3 separate regions of the Mus musculus genome follow, and regions 1 and 2 are each linked to region 3. The links are chromatin loops, found by intact Hi-C in ENCODE. Cell type or tissue: left cerebral cortex. All regions are shown on one strand. Each heading gives the region's core, and the rest is flanking DNA. Links, peaks and the distances in the headings are about the cores only. Region 1 holds the start of Kif21a (kinesin family member 21A). Region 2 overlaps CN725425. Region 3 holds the start of Abcd2 (ATP-binding cassette, sub-family D (ALD), member 2).

Evidence for each region. A loop is a pair of places that touch in the nucleus more often than their neighbours do. Peaks named below come from ENCODE experiments on the same cell type or tissue, not always from the same donor. Only the 100,000 strongest peaks of a DNase experiment are listed, where the experiment ranks them.
Region 1: it touches region 3 in a loop (6-fold over the local background); 4 of 42 quality-filtered maps call a loop at or near these places.
Region 2: it touches region 3 in a loop (3.0-fold over the local background); 2 of 42 quality-filtered maps call a loop at or near these places.

What each region holds. Positions count from the first base shown.
Region 1 is chr15:91,042,947-91,052,978 of GRCm38, forward strand. It overlaps Kif21a (kinesin family member 21A), which reads right to left and starts at 7,005. Exons shown (of 37, transcript NM_001109040.2): 1 at 6,713-7,005. The coding sequence starts at 6,756. It overlaps Gm52215, which reads left to right. Exons shown (of 2, transcript XM_030248879.1): 1 at 1-5,002; 2 at 5,999-6,955. The coding sequence starts at 6,266. The coding sequence ends at 6,931. Gm36710 (a long non-coding RNA gene) reads right to left here and starts at 8,107. Exons shown (of 2, transcript XR_384343.1): 1 at 8,052-8,107; 2 at 7,777-7,958. In left cerebral cortex, for the core only: CTCF peaks have their summits at 4,883 and 6,569; DNase peaks (open chromatin) are centred at 3,769, 4,900, 5,453, 6,028 and 1 more place; H3K4me3 peaks cover 2,275 bases; H3K27ac peaks cover 1,521 bases.
Region 2 is chr15:91,247,971-91,258,002 of GRCm38, forward strand. CN725425 reads left to right here. Exons shown (of 13, transcript XM_030248865.1): 10 at 545-605; 11 at 4,893-4,956; 12 at 9,391-9,473. Among named protein-coding and RNA genes, the nearest start is that of CN725425, 54 kb to the left of the region's middle. In left cerebral cortex, for the core only: a CTCF peak has its summit at 5,178; no DNase peak of the experiment used is centred there.
Region 3 is chr15:91,186,888-91,196,919 of GRCm38, forward strand. It overlaps Abcd2 (ATP-binding cassette, sub-family D (ALD), member 2), which reads right to left and starts at 5,120. Exons shown (of 10, transcript NM_011994.3): 1 at 3,783-5,120; 2 at 1,948-2,128. The coding sequence starts at 4,721. In left cerebral cortex, for the core only: a CTCF peak has its summit at 5,528; DNase peaks (open chromatin) are centred at 3,287, 3,989, 4,708 and 4,948; H3K4me3 peaks cover 2,629 bases; H3K27ac peaks cover 2,470 bases.

The sequences.
Region 1 (10,032 bases), core at 2,750-6,749, 140 kb before region 3:
TGAATAAAATAATTTCCTTATAAATTAAAAACTGACCAAGAGATAACCAGACTTGAAGAGCTACGGATGCATTTCCTATTTCTAAGTACCAACCTTCTTTGAAAATATCCACAAATAAGGCTTCTAATGGCTCTGTGTACCTCATTATCGCCATCAACTCCAGATACCAGAGAAAATGAACACAGAAAAAGAGGTTTTGGTCAGACAGCTCAGAGGCTAAAGGTCCTTGCTCAGTAAATCTAATTATTGTGCCATGCAGTGGTGGCGCACGCCTTTAATCCCAGCACTTGGGAGGCAGAGACAGGTGGATTTCTGAGTTCGAGGCCAGCCTGGTCTACAGAGTGAGTTCCAGGACTGTCAGGACAAACCCTGTCTCGAAAAAACAAAAAACAAAAAAAAATTAATTATTGCACAATCCTGAATCTGACTTTAGTTTCCGGATCCCATATGAAGTTGGAAGGACACAACTCACCCTACAGTGCTAGTCCCTGGCCTCTGCCCAAGGGTCCAAACACATCATTTTAAACATACACAATAACAAATTTACTGTAACAGTGATATCTCTGCTCTGCTAGTTCACACATTCTTGAATCCATTGTACAATGTAAAGACTTGTTGCCAACTTGGATGAAAAAAAGCATGATGAAAACATTAGCTGTAGTTTCAAAACTCGTATGTAAGCAAATCAGAAAGAATACTCACAATTTAGGATCTAATTTTGCCCCTTCCCTGTTATGTTATATGAAACAAATAAACAACAGTTCAACTCAAAAATTGTTAGTATGATAGTAACCCTCCCCCCACCCCATAACACACACACAGACACACAAGCACACACACACACACACACACACACACACACACACACACACCATGTCAACTGAAAGGCTGTTTGGGAAAAGAAAGAATTAAAATGGTGTATTCTACTAAACTGTAAAAACAGAACTTTGGTACTGCAGAGCAAGATGGAACGTGGTTTATATGTGTAAAGCTGGGTGGGGCTTAGGTGTTTACACGATGTTGTACCATTTGGTGAGAGAAAAGCAATAAAACACTCAAAAACAGGCTGCCCAGGCGGGCATTGTGGTGCTTGCCTTTGATCCCAGCATTTGGGAGGCAGAAGCAGGCAAATTTCTGAGTTTGAGGCCAGCCTGGTCTACAGAGTGAGTTCCAGGACAGCTAGGGCTATACAGAGAAACCCTGTCCCGGGGGGGGGGGGGGAGGGGAGTGGGCAGCAATGGGTCACACACCTTAGAAGGACTAGCCAATCGTTGGAGTCTGTAATATACAGGAAAGACACACTCTACCAAACTCATCTGTAACATTACTTTGACAGTCTAGCAAAACCACTTTCCATGTTCATGGGAAGTAAAATCACTTTTCCATACATGTTCATCTTTTTAGTCCTTTCCCCAACCCACTGAAGAGAGTGTGAAGCACGTACCCAGTCAAGACCACCTTTGTCACAAGCAAGAGCCCAGACTTCAACAGATGCCTGACTATCTATCCAGTTCTCACTCTTCTGTTCCACAGGTCTACATAGCACTTATTATTAATATTTACTATCGCAATAGTTTATGTAATACCAGCACATGATTGACCTTCAATAATTATGTGATGAATAAATGATTCATACATTTTAGGTGACCAGCCTCCCTTAGGACCACTCTTCATGTCCCTTGAAACAAGGTTGAGAGATCCTGAGATGATGTGGCGCTTAGGAGCTGGCTGTGTAGTGAGGCAACCTGCAAAGGGCGCCCTCCACATCGGACTTCCATCTCTGTGTCTCCTTCCCAATCTCCACAAACAATCCCCACCCACTCCTACCCCATTCTCCTGCCATCTTCTCCTGCCATCTTCTCCTGCCATCTTCTCCTGCCATCTTCTCCTGCCATCTTCTCCTGCCATCTTCTCCTGCCATCTTCTCCTGCCATCTTCTCCTGCCATCTTCTCCTGCCATCTTCTCCTGCCATCTTCTCCTGCCATCTTCTCCTGCCATCTTCCCTAAAGTAAGATTATTACTGGGAGATGTGATAATTCTTTAGTATATTGGAGGGAAAAAAACAAAACAAAACTCTTAAGAACCAAGATGGGGCTTAGGCTGTAACCACCTGCCCCAGGCCTAGAATTCATAAGGGAGGGAAGGGTAATGGGTATGCTTTAAATTATTTCATAACTAGACTGTTAGCTATTGCATTTATAAGACTGTTGTGAAAGCATCAATATATGTAAATACTACAAATAACTTGTATAACTCGGGTGTGGCAGCGCACGCCTTTAATCCCAACACTCAGGCAGATCTCTGTGAGTTCAAGGCCAGCCTGGTCTACAAAGTCCACGAAAGCCCGGGTTCTGTTACCAAGAGAAACCCCATCCTTAAATAAATCAAAAACAACAAAACAAAAACAAATCAATACAAAAGTTGGTATGATTTTTTTTTGTTTTACAACACAGTTCTGATATTCTTCATATTTTAATATTGCCGGAATCTCAAAACCTTAGAGCTGGATTTCTGCCACAAGGGTCCTTCCTTACCTTCGCAGGGCTTTATTAGAATTACCAGTTGAGTCCTAGAGTCGAGGGATTCATAACGCAAAACTAATGGACAGCAATAGTGGAGACACTCATCTCAGCACCAACTCAAGTTTCAGTATGTGTCCTTAAAGGGTTAAAACTCTTGGTACTTTTAATCAAGTTATATATGATACTCGATTTCTAGGTGACTCAAGAAAAACATGAAGCCTAGATCCACACTGCAGATCAGACTGTTGTGCCCTCAGACAGAGGTTTCTACATGTCTGGGCCTCTGCTGTCAACTCAATAAGTGGCCCTGAGCAGCTAGCCTCCCGAAGGGGCCTTTCTGCTTTAAAATCCACTTTGTCTATAATTCTAGGACACCAAAATTACGTTTAACACACAATTTCAATGACTTATAAGAAACAAATGACATGTGAATTTTAATGTACTTCTTAAACGTGCAGCAATATTTCAGAATAAGCATGGGCTAGTCTCTGACTTGACTACCACTTGCTTGAAATGAAGCTGCAACCAAAGGAAAACTACTCTGAGAAGATAAAATAGTTAATCCACAGGGAAAAACAAATGAAATACAGTTAGTTCATAAGTGCCCATCCAGTTCAGAGGGAAATACTAAAATACCAGCAAGTTTGCTGCTTATGATTAAAACTCCTCTAGTCATATCAAGTATATTTTGCCTTTTACAAATATGCATCTTGCTTTCTAATCTGGATAATGCCAGATCATGAATGATTTTGACAAATAATAATAATAATAATAATAATAATAATAATGATGATGATGATGATGATGATTTCTGAGTCAGAATCTCACAGGCATGTAGTATGTCTTAGGGAAGAAAATCCAGAATAATAAATATTGCATTGTTTTGGAAGAAAAATCAATGAGAAAGAGCAGATTATGGTATTAGCCTCCAGGGTAATTTCTGTTTTCATGGCTTCACTAAACTGAAAGTCCTGGTACACATTCGCTACCCCATAATTACTCATCAGAATAGTAAGCAATTAGCAAATCAGACAGCAGGAGGGCAAGCAGCAACGATAGTGAAATATGAAACCTGAAACCCAGTGCCATCCTAACTAATAAACTCGTTCCACCACACCTTTCACACTTATGTGCTGGTTACTTTTTGTCAACTTTACACAAACTCGAAGAACCTCAAGTGAGGCGTTGCCTCCATCAGACTGGCCTGTGGGCGTGTCTGCAGGCATGTTCTTGACCAATGATAGATGTGGGCGGGCCCAGCACAGTTGGCACTACCTCTAGATGGCTGGCCCTGGTTTATATATGAAAACACTGTTCCTCCACAGTTCACGCTTGAGTTGCTGCCCTGACTTCCCTCAATGATAGACTGTGATCAGGATGTGTAAGGTCAAATAAACTCTTTCCTCCCCGAGTTATTTCTGGTCCTTGTGTTTATTACAGCAACAGAGAGCAAAGTAGGGCAGTTAGTAACCCCTATCTGAAGATAAAGAATTAACCCATGTTGTATAAATAAAAGGATTTCGCTGACTTTCAACTTCTACCTCTTTGGTCTCTTCTCTCTTTCCTTTCTATTACTTCCTAAACTAACGATCCCAGCCCTCAGGACAAAGGAGGCTGATATAAGTGGCGCTCCCAGTTCCAAGCTAACCAGTGCAACCCAATGAGACCCTGCCTCAAATAAATAAAAAACATAGCAAGCTTCAGTAAGGCAAGAACACAGCAAACTGAACCACAAATTTGAGCAGGGCCTGGTGGCGCACTCCTTTAGGCCCAACACTCAGGAGGCAGAGGCAGTTGGATCTCTGCGTTCAAGGCCAGCATGGCCTACAAAGTGAGTTCCAGGACAGCCAGGGCTACACAGAGAAACCCTGTCTCGAAAAACCAAAATAATAATAATAATAATAATAATAATAATAATAATAATTTAAACTTAAATTTTAGTTATGGAGCTTAACCATATTTCAGGTGTTTGGCTGCCACATTGAACTTTCTGAATCAATATCCCTTCTCAATGAAAGACAACCTACAGACAACTCAAACACCAAAATATCCCCCGAAACAGAGTAAAAACCATTCTCCCTCAGCTAGAAACTTTCTGCTCAGCATCTTTCCCGGGCGCTTATTTTACAAACCCTCTAAGCCCACTAGAACACACGCACCTGGAGAACGCACTTGCTTTTATGAAAGAACAGCCCAATTCTCCACTGCTCATCGTCTCGTTGTCGTAAAGGAGAAAGAGGGCCAAATCCTCTGTTAATTCTCTGTCTAGACCCAACATTTGTATGCATTTACTTCTCCACAACTGGAAAGCAGACTGGATTGGAGGACCCGGGGAGTGTTCAGTTCACTCCCTCTCGTGGTGAACTCGCTCTCCTCTAAGATGTCCAGATAGAAATAGTCTGCCAAGGCTATTCACTTGTAATTGACCTAGTCTAGGATCGGGAAGATGCTGACGACCTTTTACACTGAGTAAAACGAGGTAAGGCATAGCCCTGTCTCTCACCTGCACAGGCACGGGGGTAAGAACCAGGGCTGCACATGTAAGCTTTCTGGGTTGTAACTCTCTTTCCGTCTATGCTATCAGTTTAATTTTGGAAGGTTGACTTAATAATCTTCCTGTCCCCGTCAGTAAGAAAGACATAAAAAAAAAAAAAAAAAAAAAAAAAAAAAAAAAAAAAACAGCTTTAAAGTCACAGATTATGAGGAATAAGCTTTTTACCTGATCTAAAACATGTGACGGTTTTACGACTCTTTACACACTTCCGTTGTAAAACATTTGAAATTTTTTATTCCCCTTTTCTGTTATTCCTGGACTATATCTTCCATTACTAGATGAGACTGTTCTTCCTATTCATCCTACTAGCTTTCGTTTGGCCTTAAAATATGAATCATGTGTGCATCAGGACCAGGGACGTGGAAGGCAAAGACAGGAAGGCCATTAAGGGCCAGACCTAATAAAACCGTCACCTCCATTCTATGGTAATTCCATTATCTGCAGAATAAAGGAATCAAAATACCTTCCCATTTCTTTTTATTCTTTTTTTGTTTTGTTTTGTTTTGTTTTGTTTTGTTTTTCGAGACAGGGTTTCTCTGTGTAGCCCTGGCTGTCCTGGAACTCACTCTGTAGACCAGACTGGTCTTGAACTCAGAAATCCGCCTGCCACTGCCTCCCAAGTGCTGGGATTAGGGCATGTGCCACCACTGCCCAGCTTTAAGACAATTAAAGACCCAGGACATGCAAAACTGCCACTTCTGGGCTTAATCAAGATTTGTCACTAAAATAACCATAGGAACGCTTACATTATGTAACTTTCAATTTTTCGACTAAGGCGCTGACAGATGTTTACGAATTCTGGCTTTCTCTGAAGACAGGCTCTCTTTATAATCTTTATATTGTAACTGAGTTAACAGTATACTATCAGAGCAATGGAAGCCATGCACTTGGTCTAAGAGGAATGCTTCATTAATTTTTCAGTGTGATGATGCTGCAGTTTTCCAAGAGCAACTGTCGGAGTTCTTGCGATGCATCAAAACAGCCAAACTACACCGAATGTCCATGTCACCGTCACTAACCACAACAAGGTGACACAGCCAGCATTTCAAAACTCAACCCCAGGCGTATGTGATGTCACTGTCAACATCCAAGGTGCTTAACTAACCTCAGGTTGTTTCTCCCAGTCGCCCATCTAACCCTCCGGCTGGCTGACGTTGCCTGCCTTCTCCAGACCTCCCGCGGGTGCCTATGTCCCGCAACACACTCCCTACCAGCACACCTGCGAGGCCAGGTGTCGCGACGCACGCCATCGCGGGGACCCGAGTGGGCGCGGGCGGCGCGCTTGTCACCGCGACGCTTTGTCTGCGGCTCCGAACCCAGCCGGCGCGGCAGGGGCTGGGCTGGAGAGGAGGGAGTGGGGGGTGGGGACAGACACCTCGGGCCCACCTGCAGGGCGGCAGCGGCGACTCCCGGGGACACCGGGCGACGCTCACCCGGAGGCCAAACGCGAGGCGTCCGTGCGTGCAGCGAGCGGCGCCCGATCCTCCGGGGTGTGGGGGTGCGGGGCAGCCACTGCTGTTCCCCCGAGAAGCAGCGATGCGACGCACCGGCCCCGGAGCGGGCAGCAGGAGAGTCCGCCCGCCCGCTCGTCCGCTTGCTGGCTTCAGCTTTCCTTCCTGTCCACCCGCAGCTCACCTGACAGCCACGCGCACCGAGCTCTCGTCCGCAGCGCCCAACATGCCTGCGGCCGCCCGGGGCTCAGCTCCGTGCCGAGCGCTCCGGGCAGGCGGCGGCGGTGGTGACGGCGGCGGCGGCGGTGACGGTGACGGTGGCGAGGGCTCAGCGCCGTGCTCCAGCCATGTTGGGCGACTGAATGGAAAGGTGGCGGCGCGGAGGCGCGGGAGGGGGCGGTGACTCAGGGCGGCGCCGCCCCTTGCCCCCACTCGCCAGGCTCCGCGCTGCCCTGCGTCAGCCGTGGCCGGTCCGGTGCGCCCCGCCCCGGCGGCACGGCCAGGCGGGCGCGGCACCGCGCGGAGGCGAGCCGACCCCCCCTCCCCCTCCCATCCACCGGAGGCGCGTCCCCGCAGCCACCTGCCCCCTCTGTGGCACGGACCTTGACCCCTTTCCCAAACCTGGCCCTGTCCTCTGCCCGATCTCTTGGGACGTGGAACGATTTTCCACCCCTCTGCCTCTTCAGTGCATTACTGTTCGGTCCTATGCACATGCAAAGTGCTCCGGGCCCTGGTACTGCCAAGCATTTCCACAACTGCTTTCCATGGAGGCGTGCAGCGTGGTAAATCCTTGCAAACGGATTTTCTTTCCCTGCTGGCCTTTCAAAAGCTCCTCCGGGATCCCGAGATTCTGTCAACAGTGTCCCATTGTGTGTTCTGCACGTCATCATTGTCCTTCCACATGCCTTTAGATAGCTCTGTGGAAACAGCCTTTGTTAGCTTTGCCACAGAGTATCTTTTGTGGACTGTTCCGTACATTTCAGTAAATAAACATGTGGGTTCATACAAAACAGTATAATAGATTAAATGTCGCTATCTAAATAAAAGCACTGGCCCAAGCAGATAAAAACTAAAATCACACACCTGATCGCCCTGCTCAGAGAGTGTCCTAGAACACAGTGTATATTGGGTTCAGAAAGAAGTTTGAACCTTGTATACCCATGGGTAGATGGCCTATGGTATTTATTCTTAGAGGCAGTCCTATGTACTTTGTTTCTTACCTTTAAATCGTTACAGACAACATAGGTGGAAGGTAAAAAAAAACTTTATAATGTCCCTTTGTGTGACAAACTGGTAACAAAGCTGTCCTCCGGCCTCTCCCTGGAGAGCCTTCCCTAGCCTCGATATTTCTCCACCAACATAATGGAGCCACATTTTGTCCTAACTTGACAGGTCCAGGCGTGGATGGATCTGGTCTGACCACCTCGTTTCTGCGATAAAGGACAAGAACAAGAGATCAACCTACAGCAACAAAGCAACATATATTACCTTCTCAAAGTCTTCACTTTAGATAGCAACAGTACCTATGTGTCTCAAAAAAGAGCTGTCACAAATCATGTGCTTCAAGAACTGGGCAGGTAGCTTAAGGAAGTGGAGGAAGCAAAGTCGAGAATATATAAAATAAAACCGAGAAGGCGGGCCCCTTCCTAAGGAAGTAGCTGTCCCCATTCTGCCTGGACTAGATCTACTGGCACCCAGATCCTGTGTGGCCACATTTTTGGTTTGGTTGTATGTTTGTTGTTCCTCAAGTGAAAAAGAAAAATCAAATCCTTATGTGAAAAACGCCTTAGTTTTAAAGATTAACAACTAATTCTGCATAATATTTACACACCATGCAAAAACAACCTCAAACTGTGTCTGACCATCTCTAGTCTCAAGCCACCAGATTGAAACGTCTGGCCAAATAGCATCAATAATAGCTAGGGCTTTGGGTTCATATTCAGGCAAAGGCCATGCATAACTTCAAATTCTAAATGCTGAATGTTCTAAAATCAATGCTTAATTTTGAATAATATTTTTTGAGATTTCTTTATAAGTAATATTTCCCTGTAACTCCTCTAATTAATAACCTTACATTAAAAAAGAAAATCCCAAAGTCGGAGCTTTTACCATGCAAGGGTTTAGATCCTGTTGAGAACATTTATTTACTGAATGCTTAGGAAATGGCTGCAGGGTGCAAACAGTGCTAGACACCAGTGATACAGAGAATAAACCAATGCCACGAATACAAAGGATTAGCTATTTAGTTCTGGGATTTGAAAGTCTGCAAGTACATTAGAAATTCCAATAGGCCTATAACAATTGCTACAGAGAAGGGTAAATTCTACGGTTACAAAAGCCCAGGGTGGGCTCCCAGAGTCCCCTCTTACCTCCATGCTAACAGCCATTCCTCTCATTCCGTGACCTGAAACTTTCCAATGGTGACCTACCACAAAGAGCCTAAATTCTTCTAGACTTAGGCCCTTCACACTCCGGACTCATCTTTAGTGACTCTGCTCCTTAACTACTGCTTTTTGGGGATGGGGTCTTCTGGTTCTGAAATACCATATATTTGTTTGCTTTCTGGGGGTCTTTAGAGTAGCTATTCCCTTTACCTGGAATGCTGTTTCCCAAGTCTTTTCATGGCCTCGGTTTTTTTGAACATCTCAATATCAGCTTAAGTGCCGTTTCCCCAAAGAGGCTTTCCTGACCACGCACAGCTAAGTAGCACCACTCAGCGAGGGCCAATTTACAGATTTGCACTACTAATGTAAAACCGTAATCTATAAATGACAAGTGTGTTAGGGATGTGAATAAAGTGCTATTGAATGGATAAAAATGTGAGGTCTTCCCCTTCTAAGATCTTTTTAGTTACCATGTTTCATTTGTAAAGAAACATAGTTCTTTCTCCACACAGTAAAATTTTTGGAGTATTTCCATGAATTTTACTCTTCGTCTTCATATCATGCAATGCCAGCTCAAATGGGAACACAATGGCACTTGAGGCACGTGAAGTCATATAAACTATACAATTTCTATTTATAAATTCATACACGGACACGTATTTCATTCACTCTTACGTGAACAGTAGGAACACTGTGGAAGAGTGACTCAGAAATTGTGTTGTCAACTTGGGGCTGGGGAGTTCCATCCCAGAGAACAAACCCAGGGCTTGGTACACAGTGCCTGCTCTACTACGGAGGTCTTTCACTTCTTAGTACATCTCCATTCTGCTAACTCAAGCTTGTGGTGAACCAGCCGGCCTCCATCTTGGGCTTGAAGTCTATCTTCTAGTAAAGACAGACCAGGCTCATTCCTGTTTACGACTAAATCTGTTTTTCAAGGATTGGGCTATGCTCCACCTGTGACTATAACTTCAAATGATTCTAAACTGCCCGTTCCACGAGATGACAATGATGTCTCTGCTTCAGAAAGCAGCCATAACCATCTTGTCACCCTACCTTTGTTTCAAATGGACTACCTGCTGTTATGACTACCTTATGAGAGCATCTTGCGAGGATGCCT
Region 2 (10,032 bases), core at 3,148-7,147, 61 kb after region 3:
GTGCCGATGTCACGGTATAGAGGTCTAGATGGTTCAGGGCTGCAGATTTGACTCAGTGTGATTTGGCACACGAGCAGCAGGACCTGCGTTTGATCCTAGCATTGTGTAAAAGAGCTGGGTGCATTGGTGCACACAGGTAACCCCAACACTGGAACACAGGAGAACAGGAGGATCACTGGGTCCTGCTGCCAGCGAGCCTTTCCTACGGATCAAACCTCAGGACCCGGTGAGAGACCATGCCTCAAGAAGCAAGGTGGATGTCTCCTGAGGAACACCACCTGACGTTGAACTCTGGCAACCACGTGTACACAACACACACACACACACACACACACACACACACCCCAATATGCACATGTATAGAAAATATAGATGTTTAGCCCACACATTAAAAATAAGTAGTCAGGTTGGCATAATACTTTTCAATCCATATATTTAAGAAGCTTCCCATGATTACGATTTGAGACCTAGTTTTGAAACAATAATTTAGAATAATAACTGTCAGACGAAATATGCTTTAATACTTGTTTTTAATAATCCGTAGGGCTGATATTCCTTTGGAAGAATTACACTGCAAACAGTCATGTGATTTTGACCAGAATGAGGTAAAGCTCACTGTCATGTTGTCTTTTTAATTAATCCAGTGTGTGTTGCCATATTTTAGCATTTAGGTTACCTTGGTTTAAGATTAGTTTTTATTCTTAAGTTTACTTTTATGTACACTCCTATCCTCTTAAACTGAAAAAGTTATGGCTTAGATACCTTTGAAAATTGTTTCTAGTGCACTGTAAGATTTTGTTGAAGAAAAATTGCTTTTGTTTTCAGCAGTCTCTTGGTGAGTACATCTGAGTCAGGAACTGGACCACTGTCTTACTTAACATGAAATTCTGAACTGTCACAGTTTGTCCTTAGTAAGTGTGCTTGCTAGTTCTATATCATTGACACTGGATAGAGTCATTTGAAAGGAGGGAGACTCAGTTGAGAAAATAGCCACATAAGCTCCAGCTGTGGGGCATTTTCTTAATAAGTGATTAATGGGGGATGTCCCCAACCATTGTGGGTGCGGGCATCACTGTCCTGGTGGTCCTGGGGTCTATGTGAAAGCAGGCTGAAATAAGCCCTTTCCTCCTCAAGGTGCATTAGTCATGGTGTATCATCCCAGAAATAGAAACCCTAAGACAATGTGCGTGTATTGAGTGTTAAGAACACTATGTAAGCACTGGACAGAAAATGGTACCAGGGAGTTTTTTTTTTTCTTCATCTCTTGAAGCTTGCATTCTGTCTACACTTTGTTCTGCAAGGTACACATGTAAAATGATATATAACCTGCATGTAAACCTCTCCCGTGGCTATGCAGACAGCAAGAGTAATGCATGTAGATAAATGGCCGCCACTCAGCTTATCCCAAGGGCATGGGGAGCCCAGGGAAATGGCCTTTTAATTTTCCTGGGTAGTTAGCAGGGAGACCTATAGAGCAGGCAGTTTCTGAGCACAGCTTCCAGTTATGAGCTTGCTGGATGCCTTGGCTATCTAGGGGAAGTAGTAACAGAAAGTGAGGTGTAACTGAGGGCTTTTGTTTGTTTGTTTTACAAAGTTCTAGAACCTTGTTCAATTTTAATTATTGTCATAGACACAACTTATAAATTACAAGGGGGTGCTGGAATAGCAAAAAGTTAATTCTGGCCAAAAATAAAGAGCCAGCTCACAAATGAATTTGTATGATATTTAGCACTTTAATTTCCTGTCAGTAAACAGAGACCCACTAAAAGTCCTAGCAGGGAAGAATGGTGACATTAGAATTGCAGTTGACCTTGTCAACAGAGACAGATGTGATTAGCAGACACATTCCAGGCTGAGTGTCCTAGTCAGCTTTAATGGTCAACCTGAGGAAGCCTAGCATCCCCTGAGAGAAAAGCCACCATTGCAGAACTACCTGGACCAAACTGTCCTGTGCAGATGTCTCTGAGACATTGATTATTATTGTCTTGATTATTAATTGATGGAGGAGGGCCACACATACCCCAGCATATGTGTAAAATCAGAGGACAACTGTGTGGATTGGTTTTGTCTTTCCACTTTTCCGTGTTCCTAGCAATTGAACTTGGGTCATATGGTTTGTGCAAATGTTTTTATCTGCTGGGCCTCTTTTTTTTTTTTCCTTTTCTCCGATATTGTGTTTTTAAAGCTGGGCAGTGGTGTTCAGGATGGAAAGGTGACTTAGACTGAGAATTTGGGTGGCCTTTACGGATTGTGGTTAGTAAAGGGACAGGAGGAAACTGAGAAAAGTGTACCCTTGCTGGTCTAGAAACGTGAATGAGAAGTATCATGGCACAATTCACCAAACCTGAAAACAGGAGGTGGCAGACGAGACCCATGACAGCTCAGTCTGCCCTCACTCTCTGTGCGCAGAGGGTTGCTGCTGGGAAGTGGCTTCCTAGCCATGCTTACCCTGTGGCTAGAAGGCTGACAAGTTAGCAAAGGCCGCTGCATACATCGCTCTAGTCTAAGGCTTGTGAGGAGTGGAAGTTGCTTTTCTGTATTCTGTCTTTGCTGATGACTGGATGGCAGTGATGTCCCTAAGCAATCCTGGAGCCACAAGATGGAAAAGGGCTGGGTCTCTGAGGTGTGTGTGGGAGAAATGCTTATTTACCAGGAGGTTTTAGGAAGAGAACGAAGCAACCGTGCTATTATATAAGTTATGATCTCCAGGCTGTGTTGTTCTGTTTGTTTGCTAGTGCCTCCTTGTTCTCTGACTTGGGGAGGAGCAGATTTCTGAATGATAAGGCTGACACGAGGAGCTTGGGATCCATGGCCTATGGTTTTAGGCATTTGCATTCACAGGCTGTAGGCCAGCTGAAGCCGCGAGTCGTTAATACATTGGTCTTTGTTGAATACATCATGTATACAGTTCTCAGGAGAAAAGGTTTAGAATACAAGTTAGTAGACAGCTTCCAGAAAAGCCCTAGCATTTCAGCAAGGCAGAAGAGGAGATTGAGTGACACAGCAGGAAGCTGTGAGGAGTGCTAATAGAACATGGTTAGAGGACACAAGGGGGGCCTCTCCACTGCGGGCATGTGGTCATTAGTGCTGTTGCTGAGCTGATTTTAAGGAACCCACATTTCCCCAGTATAAATAATAAAGACGTACCCTCTAAACTGAGCTGTAAACAGAAGAGATGTCTTAAAATACAAAAGCTCCAGTAATGTCGATAACATACATATACATGTATACTCACATGTATTATGCATAGTTTTAGGTAAATAGACAGACTATGGTTTCTAGAGGCTTTCAACACAAACAACCCCCATGTTATTTATCCCTTGTCCCTTTGTCCCCTCCTATACTGAGCTTCTTTCCTCCCCCTCATTTCTCTGTTTCTTCTGCCACACTGGGGCACCTGACTAAGGTAGAAAGTAAATGAAGTCACACTCCTACATAAAATGGAAGGAATCAGAGGTGCTTTGAAATTACCATACACATTGTGAAGAGCTTCAAAGTAAAAAAGAAAAAGCCCTATGCATTTCTAGATCATAGATACAAAGATTAAAAATAAAAGCTATTGGTTATGTGTGTGCATAATATTGACAAATATAGATCATACGCAATACTGTCCTTGCCTTTGGGAGGGCAGAGCCCATGGAAGGAGAAGAAGGAAGCAGCACTTGCAATCTTAGTAAGCATGAAGCGCTGCTCTCAGGCTGAGGGAGCCCCTCTCTCCTGCAGAGCAAGCAGAGCCCCCTCTCCTTTGGGTGGCCGCCATGGGCTCCTACATTTGGTATTTGCTCCCCAGTTGATGGACCTCTTTGGGCAGGATTAGGAAGTGTGGCCTCGTTGGAGGGAGTATAACTGGAAGTGGACCTTGAGGTTTCAGAAGGACTCACATCCTTTTAAGTGTCTAATTCTTCCCCCATCTTTTGAATCCAGATGTAAGCTTTAGCTGGTCAGGTTGCCCTGCCTGTGCTCAGCTGTCCTGAGCTCTAACCCTCGGAAGCCAGACACCTCCACAGTAAACACTCTCTTCTCTAAGTTCCCATGGTCCTATGGTTTATTGCAGTAACAGAAAAGCAATTCAGACAGATATTGGGTCCAGGGAGCAAGCAGAGCTCCCTCTCCTTTGGGAGAAATGTAAACTGGCTTTACGTCCAAGAGGAAAGAGAGACAGCTTGACAATATCTCCTTAACTGTGTCCCACCAAAAGGCACAGCAAGTGCTCCTTTCTGTCCATACAAACTGTCACGTAGCCTTTCAGAGATAAAAGGCACCACACCCTCCCAGCAGAGACATCTGTAGCCATAGTCTCTTATCAGGCTTTATTTATAAGAACCCGGAGTAGAACAACAAAATAAACCCAGTTGTTTAACCTCACTAACTTCCTAGAAATTAAGAAACACCCTGGTTTTAAAAAACGATAAAGGAAACAAAAATCATTAATTACATAGAAAAGTAGTAAATTTACACCAATTGTGTGTTCTGAAGGTGATTTACAATCCTAAGCTCTGACTGTATCTTTAAAAGGAGAAGTAGTAACTGATAGCCAACCTAAAAGACAAAACAAACAAACGAACAAACAAAACAAATCCAGAAAAAGTATAGCAGACTAAATTCTCAAGTACTTTAGTCTCTTGCATTTATTTTCAGCTACGCGCTCCATGATGGAGCGCAGCCTCTCCTTTTGTTAGTGCTGTAGTTCTTAGCAAAGCTTTCCTCTGTTCTCGATGTTTCTAAGCCGAGTGGAATTTCAATTCAGTTGGAGAGGGTTTTCTTTGTGAAGTTGTCTTTATTGAAAGAAAGTAATACAAAGCAGAAGTGGTATAAACAGGCTGACAGTGTAGATATAAATGAATACTGTTATCCCTACTTTGGGTTTTTAAATTTTTGATTCTTTTCTCTAGATCCCAATGGAAAGAAGAGGAATGTGTCCTTTAAAAGGGCAGCCTATGTCTACTGAGAAAATCTGTGAGTATAACTATGTGTTAAGTTTATTATTTTAGAAAAGAAAAAGATAGAAACTGAATTTTAAATGTTTTAAAGGGTTTACCAGTATGTATTTCATAGATATTCTAAAATACAATTCATTAAATTTGTTTTTTCTTTTATAAAATAGTCAACAATGAACGCATATAGTGTAAATTTACAATTTCACAGCTGTAGTTTGAATGTGGCCTGTTGCATTTCCTACTATGGTCCGTAGAGGTCACTATTACCTGTTTTGTTTTTTTTTTTTTTTTTTTTAGTCTGTTTTCCCTTTTCAGCAGATATTCTATTTTGAGATCCGTCCACTCTGTTATTCGTGGCTTTCACGGATTAGTTTTTTTCCTGCCATCCAGCACCGTGTGCATTTACACGCTCTATTAGACTTGTGCATCTTCTGGCGCTGGACTCTGGTGCTGTCACTATTGTGTCCTTGGCTATTCTGACCATTCTTGATAGTTCTGGAACACACATAAAAGTTCTTCTTAGGTATATTTCCTGAATTATCTTAGCTTGTGCTTATCTTGAAATGTTATTTCTCCATCAAGCTCAAAAGATAATCTTCGTAGGTGTAGCAATTCTGATCGACAGTTATTTACTTTCCAAGTTGACGTGAGATGTGATGTTGTTAGTCTGACATTTCTGCCATTGGTATTTTCCTCTTACAGCTTTGAATGTTGCGCTTCTTGTGTGTTTTTGGCATTCTAACTGTGCTACACCCTGGAGAGGTTCTTCTCTGCTCAGGTCCTTTGGGGGCTTTACACCCCCTACCTTTTGGGGTGTAAAGGTAGGGGGTTTCTTTTTCTGGGTTTAGTACTTGTGCTATAATTTTTTGAACAAACTGTTGATGCTGTTTGATTCTCTCTAGTTCATTTTTACCTTGGATTCTTGGGGTTGTCCTTGCAATCATGCTCCAGAGTTCTCGAACATCTTGTCAGGCTCATTGTGCTTTCTCTTTGCATGTACCGTAGGGCATTTGTCTTGATTTGTCTCCGTCCTTGGCATTTTCTCCGTGTGGTCTCAGCTGTTGATGAGTCCACCGAGCTGTTTGTTGTGTTGGCTCTTTTCTTTCCTAATTTTCTGTTAGCTTCCTTCTCTTTCTCCTCCTCCTCCTCTTGTTCCTCCTCCTCCTCCTTCTCTTCCTCTTCCTCTTTTCTTCCTCTTTTTCATCCTCCTCCTCTTCCTTTTCTTCCTTCTCTTCTTTTGTATTTCTAGTTCCTGGCTGAATTTTTCCTCTGTATTTCAAATTTTGCCTGAAGTTACTGATTGGTTTGTCTACTTGTCTTTCCTAATCTGCTGAGTTTGTCTGAACTTCATTTATCTTGTGTGAGTTCTGGTGAGTTGTCTTCACTTGACTCTTTAGGGGGAAGTTGGCTGAGTAACAGATATAGTGATTTGATGACATTCCAGTGTCAGCTTGTACTAGAAATGTGTGCACTTCCCCTTGTCCCCGAAATTCAGACAGACACCATAGAATAGTATGTGTGGAAATTTTACTTTGCAATTTTTTTATAGGCAAGAGGTTTGTTTTTTGTTTGTTTGTTTTGTTTTTGAGGAAATAGTGGGAGAAGGAAAAACAAGCGAGTAAAGTAAGAATGAGAAAGGCTAGTATAAGGGTAAACTATGTTGCAAAGTGGAAAACACAGCCAGAGCAGCCTTTCCTGGAAAATAGGGAGAGACAAGTTAAAGCACAACTAAGAACAATTAAAGCACAAAATGTCAATAGTGGAAGATGAAGTTTAAGAAGTGCCATGACCTGCTCAACTTTACGGATTGCCCTGACCGGCCAATGAGAGTGAAGAACTGACAGCACACATACGGAAACTCTGGAGTTGCATGCAATGAGTGTGCTGATGGAGTGCACAGCAGCGATAACCTGGACAACCAGCGTGGTTCTTAGATACATCTGAGTCAGGGAGGAAGACGTTTGTGTGCAGCTGAACAAGGATGCAGGTGGATCCAGCCTCAGTATGAGGTCTCTGTGGGAAGTGGTCTCAGGCTCTAAATCCCTGGAGGGAGGAAGAAGCTGCAGTCACTATGTTGCTTATACGTGGTCAGTACTGCACACAGACCAGGGGCAGCTTTGTCATTTGCATTGGAGGCCCTGGAGTCCTTGACATGGCTGTGTTCACGCCAGCTGTGGGAGCAGTTCACTTGCTCGGGACTCACCCATTCCCTACACATTCATTCAGGGATTTTTTTTCTCTTTTGACATCCCAGAAAAAAAAGTAGGTAGAAACTGTTATGAACCCAGTCAATATTTCTTCCCAGTTGATTTTATCTGCCTTCTCTTGTCTTTTCCATCAGTCCCTATGGGTGGGAGAGAAGGCTGCTTGCCCTAGTAATTCAAATAAGTCAAGTATGTCCTTTGAGGATTTCTGTGACTGAGACAGAGAGAGTTCCCCAGGCTGTATTTCCTGCCTGCAAGTATGACCTTGCCTCTGGTATTTTAAGCATCTTTACAAAGAAGTAACTCTTTGTGACTCAGGCTCTGAGCAGGTGTGGAAGGCCTGCCAGCCTCTTTCCCTGTGCCACAGCCATTGGAATAGTGCACCAACTTCCTTATTCTTCCTCCTACGGTTGTGTGTACTTTGGCTGGGTAGGAACTCTGCTGAGTAGTACCTCTGCCCAGTGTGCATTCCTAGCTTTAGGCTGTGGTGCCACAGTTGGACTCCTGTCTCTGTTGCCTGTCTGTTTGATCTCGCATGCTGTATGGTGCACCCCCTCTTACCTTCCCATAACCTGAGTCATCTCTCATTTCTGCAGTGCAGGTGAGAGCACGGGTATAGCCAAATCTTGTTTGGATTGAGTCCATGACCATCATGGTGGAGAGGGTAGCAGTAGGCAGGCAAGTACAGCAGTGGCGCAGGAGCTGAGAACTTACATCCGGATCCACAAGCGTGTGGCGGCAGAGTGAAAGAGAGCAAACTGACTGGGAATAAGTTGGCTTCTGAATCCTCAAGACCTACCCCAATGGCACACCTCTTCCTACAAAGTCACACTCCTTGTCTTAGGTGCTATCCTATTGCTGTGAAGAGACACCATGACCAAGGCAACTCTTAGGAAAGAAAGCATGTGACTTGGGGCTTGCTTACAGTTTCAGAGGTTGAGCCAGTGGTGATCATGGCAGGAAGCATGGCGGCGGCAGGCATGGTGTTAGAGCAGTAGCTGAGAGCTCGCCATCTGATCCACAAGCAGCAGACAGACAGAGAGACTGGGCCTCTGAGGTCTCAAAGTAACACACTTTCTGCAACAAGGTCCCACCCCTCATCCCTCCTAAACAGACTCTGCCAGGAACTAAACATCTACTTATGTGAGTTCACCTAACGAGGCCATTCTTATTCAAACCACACACTTCCTCTCTGCAGCACAAGATCATGAACACTTTGAGAGCATGTCCGCTTAGCCTTAGAGACCACCTTAGCGACCTGTGTCGTTGTTGCTCAGGAACTGCTGAAGTGAGCTGTCCCTTTTGTCCTCACACCGTTTCATCCTGTGTTCTTGGTGAGGCCTCGGGAGCCACCATGCTTCTTCTTTGTGGTGTCTGGGATGATAGCGCCTATGCACGTGCTGAGCCTTATGAAGGCAGAGGAGGCGTCGATTATACTGTTATCAGTCATATCAAGTCCTCACTTTTCTTCAGAGATAACTGCCCTGTGGAAGTATAACTTTTTAAAATTAATTTTTAATTTATTTTGTTCTCGTGTATGCAGGTATTAGAGCACAACTAGGTTCTGTCCCTCACAGCTAGCGGAGCTCAGTTTCTGTTACAGAGAGCATCAGTCCTGACACAGGACATGAGTAGCTAGTGCTCATGGTTAATTGCAGTGAGTGAGGGTGACTGCTTCCTTATGCGTTCCTGCTTGGTTTTCATTTCTGCTTGCTTTTCTTGTTGAAAATACATAAACCAAGGCACAAGGTAATGGAAGCTGCCATTGTTCTGCAGTGTTTATGTGTGGTACAAAGCCACGACATACATCCAGTCCCATTCCAAACTTTATTTGGAATTGAAAAGTAATTGACTAAGCAGATACTGACATGCTAGGCGGCATCGCACAGTCCTGACTGCACTGAGATGTCTGCTCGCTAGACAAGCAGGCACCCCATGCCGCAGGCTTCATGAGCTTGGTGCCTCCTGGGTCACACTTTAAGATATTCGCTCTTAAAAATGGTTCATATATTGAAAAGTCAATCCTATTTTCTCTACTCTTATTTTATGTCATTTTGAAATTTAATTTACTTGTGGACACAAATCTTTTAAAGAGAAAACACCTATTTGTCCTGCTAGAAAAACAAGTGTTAAACTTCAAACCTTTAAGTAAGCCTGGCACATTTAACAGCGCCGGTTGCTCAGTCAGTGACACTCGATGCCTTTCACTTTGCTGACGCATGCGTAGCACGAATGAACCTTTCTTTCAGACCTGGAGTCTTCGCAGAGCAGCCAGTCTGCCAGCTACTCTCCTCGGCCGACCGAGAGCACGTTCAGCTCCAGTACTGACTTGGTAAGTCACTGATTTTTGGCTTATTAATGTATGCTATATTAATTTAACATCATTTTTGTCTCTTTTTACTTTAAGAAGAGTTCAGCCAACCATAGAAAAAAAATTACACAAACAAAAGTTATTTTCAAAGTTAAAAATCTTAGGAAAATTTAAAATGTAATGTTAGAAAAATGTAAACAATAAAGTAAAATTAACTATTTGACCAAGTATTAGTGATTTACATCTATAAAGTGAATAAATTTTTATAAAAGTTTCTTATCAAGATATATAAATATACACACACTTGTATATATATGTACTTATTGTATCACATAAATGTATACAGATAAACATAATATATCATTTATTTATTTTTTTAAGAATTCACAATAATTTGAAATGTAGAATAACCAAATAAACACTAAAAACATAATTTTGAGGCTTATAAAATGTGGTAAACTACTCAGTGTTGTCAAAGACTGAAATCTCAGTAGGGTGGCATATGATATTCTGAGTGGAAATTGTCACACTTCTCATGAACCACGGTTGAATGAAAATCTCCTCCCTTCACTCCGTTTCC
Region 3 (10,032 bases), core at 3,032-7,031:
TATGGGACCTTTTGATGAATGTTATTAGTTTAAGAAATAGTTTTTTAATTTATATTTTGCCAAATTTCCTAGCAAATCTTAAGGGTGTGCATTTTTCAGTAGTTTCTTCTCCTTCTTGTTTTTTCCTTTTTTTTTTTTTTCTGTAAAAATTCCTTTGGAAAAGTAGTTCTTTCTTTTCAAAAGGATTTTGTCATGAATACTATTACTAAGAGTATCTTTTACAATAGAAATTTCAAATGATTTCTTGGTAAATGTGAACACATAAATCCAGATAAAATTCAATTTCCACAGTTCCTATTTGGCAGTTTACTTGTGGAGTATATTCGTTATGTGGGTAGTGCCCTCCACGAAGAAGCACTGACAGGTCACAGTTCCCCTAAATGAATATATTTAACTTAATAATGACTCAAATAGACATTTTAAAAATAAAAATGAACTAAACCACTGAAGTAACTTTAAAAACATTACATTTTCATGTGTTTTTATTATTACCTTAAGCAATAGGCATTAAGATTTAACTGGAAACAACTATAAAAGACTCGAAATTCTCCTACATTATTCTAAGTGTTGTCTTCAGTTTTCTAACAACAGCTACCACAAGTCAGGCACAACAGCTCTGTCCTTCAGAAGCATCTCTGTGCTATGTCTCAAAACTCCCTCTGAGGTAGCCTTTCCTGTTTTACTTTTCCAGAAGAGGGACCCAAGGCTTGTTTGACGTGACTAAGAGGGCCTCAGTAGGAATCACTGGGGCCAAGTGTGAAATCAAACTCTGTTTCTCTCAAAAGTCTGCTTTTGGCTCACTCCTAAATTTTTGATCAAGTAGTTTCTAAAGACGGGGTGATATTTGATTTTTGGAGAACAGAAAATCCTTCTTCATCAGTTACAGCCATTCTTTCTTATCTGTGGGGAAATGGGGAGACTGGTTGAGGGACCCTAAAGAGTCTGAGATCTACCTATGCCAAGTTGCTTAGAGAAATCACTGGAGTGATTACAGGGTTTATATTATCCCGTGTTCTTTAAATATCTCCAGGTTATCTGCAATACTTCATGTGTTGCAAAGGCTATGGGAACAGTTGCTACAGTGAGCTCTGTAGAGAATAAAAGGTATGTGTTGATCACGGACAGATTTTTCTCTGTTTTTGCTTTAGACTCCGTTTTCTGCTCTGTGCTTGGCTGAATTCTCGAATATGAACCACCTATGAAAGCTGAACTCTAACTGTAACCCCTTCATTCCTGCCAGTAAAGACTCAAGCCTTCACACAGAGAGAGCACCATGACATTGTCTCTCTTGCCCTTACCTTTCTTAGTTATACCCAAAGGGGGGGGTGGATGTTGGTAAAAACTGTAGAGACAGGGATAGGATCGAATTAGGTAACTGCATCTTGATGAGTCCCGTCCCCTAAACATCACCAAACCATGTAATGGGGAGATGTCTATATTACTACAAATAGAGGAGAACCCATCCGCATGATTACATGCACTCTGAAATAGCATTTCTGCTTATCTAAAATAGCCAATCAGCTTTCAAATCACAAATCAGGACAAATTCCGTTTATATTAAGCATATAAGGAAACTTATATGCTTAATTCTCTGGGATGTTAAGAACAAACCATGAGGTATGCCTATGTCATATTCTTTCTGAAAATACTGATCTGATTTGTGATTAAATGTAAACTGAAAAGTCATTGAGCAGTATAATTGAAATTGCTCCAGGTAGACTTCTAGAGATACTATGTCACAGACCTTCGTGGTAAGGTCCCTTGAGCTACCTGTTGCTTCTTTCATACTGGTGGTCTGAGTATTGAACGTTAAAACCTGTCACTGTTTCTGAGTACAAGTAACAACAGAGACTGGCTGTCTACACAGTAACACATGGGACATGCAATGACATCTTCAAGAGAAACAATGTTAAGCATCTATTTAAGATTAAACATGGATGTTATTACCACCATCTGCAAAGCCCGTTGCAGTGATAATGGGTATAGCCACCATAATTAGTCCACAGCTGCTCCACACATACTTCATCAAGAATTGTTCTATCATGATGTACCATAAACGTTTGGATAAAATCAGGTTCATCTGGTAAGCTAAAGCCTTGTAACATTTCTGCAGCTGCTTCATTTCTACCTAAAAAGGGGGAAAAAAAGGATAAGAATAAATCCAGCATGAGCTATGGAAATAAACAGTGGCATCGCGTAAGATTCTCTTCCATGTTGTAGATATATTATTTTGCTGTTTTTAGTATAGCCATTGTTGATACATTTCTACAACTAATACATGTAACTAGACACCAGAATTAGTCATAATTTAGTATTACTTATGAAAACATGTTATCTGGTACATGTAATATTGTTTGAAATACACATGAGTGAGACAGGAGCCTAGCTCAGTGTCAGAACGCTACCCATTGCTAGCATAATAAGGCATTGGGTATACTTCTCAACAGTTAGAGAGAAAGAAAGAGAGGGAGGGAGAAAGAGGGAGAGAAAGGGAGGGAGGGAAAAACTTATACTTTTAAAATTTTAAAATTTAAGATGTTAAAATTAAATAATATTTTATGACGATACAAGTAAGCCTTGTTAAACCCATATCACTCTTGAGAACACCAAAAATAACCAAAACCAAACACAACGTGTATAATTATACTGTTTTGAACTGGCTTAGTTTCCCAGATTTTGTCTTTTGAATGAAGAATCTACTAATTTACACTGAGCTCAATGTTTCAAACAAACAAACAAAAAAAATAAATAAATAAATCAGGACACGGCACACATAGCAAATACCAAGTAGGAATAGAGGTCCTAAATTAGTTTAGATTTTTTTTCCTTCGGATTGCTTCTGTGATTGAGAAAGAAACAATGATAATTCTTGATGCTTTAAAGGGAACGCCATTCTGCTTGGAAATTAAAATATATTTAAAAATACTCCTCTCTATCTTGCCAAACCATTGGTATTGTATTTCAGATGTCCTCACCCCCAATTTATACCATACTCAACATTGTGAAGCCACTATAAGACACTACGATTTTACATAACTGGGCTAATTATTCGACTGTTGAAGATCGGTACCATTTAAAAATAGCACCGCGGTGCTCCTTCCTACTCCTGTCCTCGCTAATCTTAGTTTTTACTCCTCTCCTAGGCAAAATTTAATTATCTCTGTCAAAATTATGTCCTCAGCCAAAGTTAAAAGTAAAGGCCATTTCGTGAGACACTCCTCTACATTTCCTCATCTGCACACCACTCTCATTGATCAGTCTTGCAAAAGTGTCTGAACTGTTTTTTTCTTTGAAAGCAGTTCTCGCCCCCTCCCCATCCCCCAACACAAAAGAACGACAAAGGATACTCCAACATCTCCCTCTCAATCCAAAGAAGTTTACTCTCAGTTCCTAAAAGTGCATGGACTTCACAATGTGCAGAACCCTTCACCAAGTTAGTACTTAAGTTTTAAGAAAAAGCCTTTGAGCTCATTCATTACAGTCACACTAGAGTAACAGAGGCTATGAAGACCGCTTACTTAAAAAAGAATAGACATTTTATTCTCATGAAACTTCAGAGAAGTTTGGACTCTTTCATTCTCTCCTGGCTGGCGATTTAAAGGGCTCATGTATTTTAGCATGATTTAGCTACGGGGACGGCGGGTGGGGGTGGAGCGGGGGGCACGGGGACTGTAAAATGCTCAGAAAGTGGGTCTGTCAACAAGACAACAGATGGTATCTGGCAGTGCAGTGGCTGCCTGAACAGTCTCACATTTCACCCGTTGCTTTAATGCCTGTCTTACCTTATGTCCTCTGTAGAAGGCAATTTCTTCTACATTGGCTATGATTCGGGAGTGGACATACCGCAGGTAGCCTTTCCTGTGGGCTTCTTCAGCCACCAGCGAACCAAATTTGGGCGAGCAAGCTTTCAGTACTTTAGCAGTGGCATACACGACAAGTCCTGCTAACAGGGTGGGCCCTATAGGGCTTGCTCCTCTGGATGTAGCTGTCCGGATGAGAGTATAGGAGGTTAGAATGACATCTAAAATAGGTTTGGTAAGGTTGGAATACAGGTGAGCCACAGATTGCGAGAACATCATAATGTCTTCGGTAAGAGACTGGTCAGGGTTTGCCAGCCTCCCATCCATATTTATCACCTTATAATAAGTCTGATTTGCGAAATAGGTCTCATAGGCATGGTCTACTAAGCGAGTTCTAAAGGCCAATGCCAGTTTGCATTCCAGGTACCTGATAGCACTGTTGACAAAGGTAGCAGGGATAGCAATCATAAGCCACTTGATTAATTTGATGATGAAAGTCCGAGGCTTCTTTTCCACGATGCTTTTCACGATTTTCCCATCCAGACCAGCCACATAAATAGAGAGAAATGTTCTTGAGATTAGAGCCACCGAGTGGAGGCAGAGCCACCCCGTTTCAGTGGTCACAAGTTTTGGAAAGAGGATTTTCCGAAGTTCTAGTAGCTGTTTGAAAAAAGCTGCATTTAGTCCCGGCGCAGGTTTTTTACAGATGATCTCCGTGCAATGCAGTATTTCTCTGTTCTCTGCAGGCGAGTAAGCTTCTGCTTTTGCCTTCCTGTGGCCAGGCTGCTTTAAACGCTTGCCAATGATGGGATAGAGGGTTTTCAGAGCATATGCCGCAGCCACCAGGCAGGCAGCCCTTTTAGCAGCACCGGATCTGGTCCATTTCACCCGATAGGCTGCTGCATTTAGCATGTGTATCATTTTTCCAGCTACACAAATGGGTTTCTTTGAAAAGAATTCGTTTTAAAAGCTCATGCTCCGCGGAAAGCCCAGCAAAGGTTTCAGAAGACCCCACAGCCTCCCATGCTCTGCAGCTTGTCTCCTTTACTCTTATTTTGTTCTTCAGTGACGGATGCAGCAAAGCACAAACTCCACCGCATCCTCCGGGGGCGAGTCCCTCAGCAGCCAGAGCTGGCCAGGCTCCACCCACAGGCGTCTCATTGGCTGCGTGGGCGGTGAGACCCTGGACTCCTGGCCTCTTCCCTTTGAACCTTAAAAACGAAGAGAGAGCCAAAACAAATCCTATACTTAAACAGGAGTTCAGAGAGTTAAATATCTATTTCTGGAGAGGTCGAATGAGGTCAGCTGCTGGAGAACAAACCTTCCCTTAGAGCTACTGAGCATGCTCAGCGGCACTTAGAAACCCTCAGAAGTTTCAGAATATACATCCCGTCTCTAAGATTTCTACAAAGGGGAAGGCAGAGGGAAGGAAGGATTGCAGCAGCTTTAATGAGCCCAGAGAGAAAGAAACAGCGAGAGGAGGGAGGAGCCTCAAGAGGATTAACGGAACCGGCCCAGGGAAAGGAGTCAGACAAGAGAGTGATAACAGCGAGAGGCATAAGACAAAATAGCAAACATGTATCCTTGAGAATGTTTTGTTCAGAAGATGTTGTCCCCCCCCCCCCTCACTCCCGCCCTTCGCCCTTGTTTCGACTCTCCCCAGATATTCACAGAAACTATTAGATTGGCTGCTATTGTAAATAAGCTGGAGGCGAGCTTGGGTATTACAGAAAACAGTCACTCAGAGCTACACCCAGAGTTCTTCCCCAAGATCCCTTGGTACTAACTTGTCCTGATAATAAAGTTCTTTCTGCTCCACGATTATGTTTAGCAATGTTATCTGACACATTAATATTTGCTTACGAAGTGACTTAAAAATCTCCCTTGTGTTTTGTTTGTTTGTTTGTTTGTTTTTGTTTGGAGGTAATTTAAGAATTTTATCAGCTGGGAAATCGAACTGGGATCCTATGATGGAAAACAATTTTTAGGAAGCATTTCTTCAAGACTTTTTTTTTTTTTCTTCATGTTTTTCTTTAGGCTCAGAGATAATCTGCTGGCTTCTTCCTATGAACATTTTTGCTGTTTGACAACAATCAAGAAAGTTTAAAAATTATTCACATTCCCAGTGGAAGGCATAAGGATCAATAGTCAAGCAAAACTTTGTATAATTTTTAATAAATTGAAGGTCTTTTTTTGAAGGCAAGGCAAAGGTGATTTTGCATGATAGAGCCTTTCTCTGCTCCTCTCTTCTGTCTTTCCAACGACTGGCTTATCCTGAAGGTGTGCATTTAAGCCAGAGCCCAGCACAGTTAGGTAGAACGGCTTATTTTAACCTGCTAGTGTTATTTGACCCTTAAGCTAAGCATCATTTTATACTTGGGCCTTATTATGCACAGACTCTCCCTTTTGATCCTCCATAGTAGTTCCAGGGCAGGAGTGCACTTTGACACCCCCACATCTGTCCTGATTTAAAGAAGTGAAAGATAGCTACATGGTGATTGTCACATCACAACGGGTCACTTGTGTGTTCGTTACTAGTCCTCTCTGTGCTTCAGCTTTGCCTTCTATCTGTAAAATGGAAACGATGCTATTCTGGGAAGTGGGTGTAGACATTAAATAAAATAGTCAGTTGTTTAAAAAAAAACATTGTATATAGAAGTCTGCAAACCTCCCTGCTAGAATATGTGCCCCAATGTCTTGTGATCGTTATTGTTCATTAGACATGAGTCAAAGAATTGCCTTTACCAAGAATGATTTTTAAAAAACAGTATTCTTTTGAGCTCTTTGGCATACATATATTAAATCTAAGAATTGTTTGTTATCCAGAGGTCTTTTATTTGCATCCAACTTAACAGATGTACCAACATACAAATGACACATATCTTTGGTATTTGGTCATATTAGCACACTCAAGCAATGCTGATAAGACTCCCTGGGCTGCCAATTAATACATCTACAGCAGCGCATCTCTTGCATCTAGGGTCCAGGAAACATCAGGGTAGAGTGGTGGGAAGACTGGAAGAGCCAGAGGACCAGAAAATCTGCTGTGAAAGTATGTCTCCTAGAAATAGCAGGGGAGCTTCACCTAGGATCCTTTTAACTGCATAGCTGCTTAAACAGGACCAGGACCAACACAACACCAGAAGACATGGAAATATGGAAGTGGAACTCTTTTTTTTAATTGGATATTTTATTTATCTACATTTCAAATGTTATCCCCTTTCCCAATTTCCCCCCAGAATCTCCCTATCCCATCCCTTCTCTAACTGTTTCTATGAGGGTGTGTCTCCACCCACCCACTCCCGCCTCAAATTCCCCTACACTGGGAACTCCAGCTAACACAGGACCAAGGGCCTCTTCTCCCATTGATGCCCACCAAGGCAGTCCTCTGCTACATATGTGGCTGGAGCCATGGGTCCCTCATGTGTACTCCTTGATTGGTGGTTTAGTCCCTGGTTGATTTTGTTGTTCTTCCTATGGAGTTGCAAACCCCTTCATCTCCTTCAGTCCTTTCTCTAACTCCTCCATTGGGGACCCAGTGGTCAGTTTAATGGTTGGCTGTGAGCATCCACCTTTGTATATGTCAGGCTCTGGCAGAGCCTCTCAGGAAACAGTTATATCAGGATCCTGTCAGCAAGCACTTGTTGGTATCCACAATAGTGTCTGCGTTTGGTGACTGTATATGGGATGGGTCCCCAGGTGGGGCAATCTCTGGATGGCCTTTTGTTCAGTCTCTGTTTCACACTTTGTCTCCATATTTGCTCCTGTGAGTTTTTTGTTACCTCTTCTAAGCAGGACCAAAGCACCCATACTTTGGTCTTCCTTTTTCTTGAGCTTCATGTGGTTTTTGAATTGTATCTTGGGCTAATAATCACTTATCAGTGAGTGCATACCATGTGTGTTCTTTTGTGATTGGGTTACCTCACTCAGGATGATATTTTCTAGTCCCATCCTTTTGCCTAAGAATTTCATAAATTCATTGTTTTTAATAGCTGATTAGTACTCCATTGTGTAATTGTACCACATTTTCTGTATCTATTCCTCTTTTGAAGGACATCTGGGTTCTTTCCAGCTTCTGGCTATTATAACATAGTGGAGCATGTGTCCGGAAGTGGAACTCTTAAGCAGATCCTTGGCCTAGACAAAAAACTGCAGGCAACTAAGGAGAGCTAAGAAAGGGAGAAATAGACTTCCACAGAGATGAATGAGCCCCTAACTGGTCATCCCATACTAAGTGCTCAACCGTGAAATCATATAAATACAAGCAACATTAAATGGGCACAATAGGTTTTATTTATATAATTATGAAAGTACATGTATGTGTGTGTGTGTGTGTAACAATAACAATTAAAGAAAAAGAGGCCATGAATTTAAGAAGCAGTTGCAGGATATAGGAGGAGTTGGAGGGAGGAAACATTTGCTGGGGATGTAATTATATTTTAACTTTAAAAATTAAAAATAATAAAGGACTTTCTGGGCTGTAATATGGTTTTGTGTTTAAAGTGCTTGCCCACGGTGCTTGAAGCATTGAGGTTTTCATTTCTCAACACCGGGCAAGGGATTGATTTTTCTAAGCCCAAATGTGGAGACTGTGGAGTCATAATAATTATTGACAAAATATTTTATTCCTTGGATCATGCTATTGGTGCATGAAAATAAGACTCTTTTACACACATACAACTAAATCATTTCTGTCACATCTTCTGGTAGCTAAACATAGAAGGGTTAAGTGCATCTGGAAAGGACAGAGGACAGGATATACCTCACTAAGGTTAATGGCAGGATATTCATGCAGGCTGAATGACTGACTAGGTTAGACAGCAGCTGGCTGCTGGAGGAAATACCATTCATCACTGAAAAACAAGAAGCAGCCATATCAGAGAAAGGCTGGTGAGCAGGAAATCTAGGTCAAAAGGACATTAAAGATGTAAGCTCATGTAGATTCATGTATTTGAAAGCTTGGTCACCAGGGAGTGGCACTGTTAAAAGATGTGGCCTTGTTGGAGGAAATGTGTCACCAGGGATGAGCTTTGAGGTTTCAAATGCTCAAGCCAGGTCTCCCTGCATCCTGCAGATCCAGATGTAGAACTCCCAGCTACCTCTTGAGCACAATGTCTACCTGTTTGCTACCATGCTCCCTGTCATGATGATAATGGACTAAACCACTGAACTGTAAGCTAGCACCAATTAAATGTTTTCTTTTATAAGTGTTTCCATGGTCATGATGTCTTTTCATAGAAATAGAAACCCTAAAACAGTAGGCCAGATAATGAATGTATTGGAGCATAATGTTGCAGAAACAACTTTTGAATTCCAGAGGTAAGAGACTTGTGAAAAGAATTAAATAAGAAAGTAATCAAGACAAAAAAAAATTGACATGGGATTTGTGGTACAAGGAAGGCTGAAGGTCAGATATTAGAGTTATGGAAAGGGTCAGCGTGTGATTTGATTTGAGAGTCAGTCAGTTTAGCACAGACCCAACTATAATAATCTAAACCCCACCTTTATCCTCCACACTGCATGTACCAACTGGGGGAGGGTGGGTCCTAAGATTTGAAACTAGGCTTCTGATAGGGATAGAAGGATTCAGTTTGAGAGGAAAGAAGGCAGAAAATGTGCCACAACACATCCAGGTCAACAATGGGTCGCATTTAAGAACTGAAAATTTCCCTCTTGCCTATTGACTTTGTAAGCATAAGTGTCATAGAATGTAGCATCACTCATGCATTTGAATTATTCATGTCATAAAGAGACTTACTGTGCTCCTGGACATAATATAACAAAATACCATATGCTAGGTTATAATAATAATGCTACTGGTCCATATAGATACTATACTATACTTTTAATTGTTGTTGTACAGGATACACCTGATTATCAAATGGCTTTTTAAAGGAACACTCCAGTTCTATACTTCTCATGCTAACTGTATCTCTTTGTATCAAGAGAACATACAGAATAATGTATACATTCCTACTAGTTTTGTGGTACTCCACTTCATGTTTGGCCAATGATAATGCCGCCTAGAATTGATGCTCAAAGTGTATTTGTTTTGTTAAACAATGCATGGTTACATATTCTTTTAAAGTAAGACATTAAGACTGTTATGGGGTTTCTTTTAATTTTTTATTGAAAGAAAAAAATAAAGTCAATATTAGTTTGAATTTCAAACTAGGAAAGGAAAAAAAAGGAGTGAAAAAAATCACTTGTTATTGTAGTAAGCATTATAAAA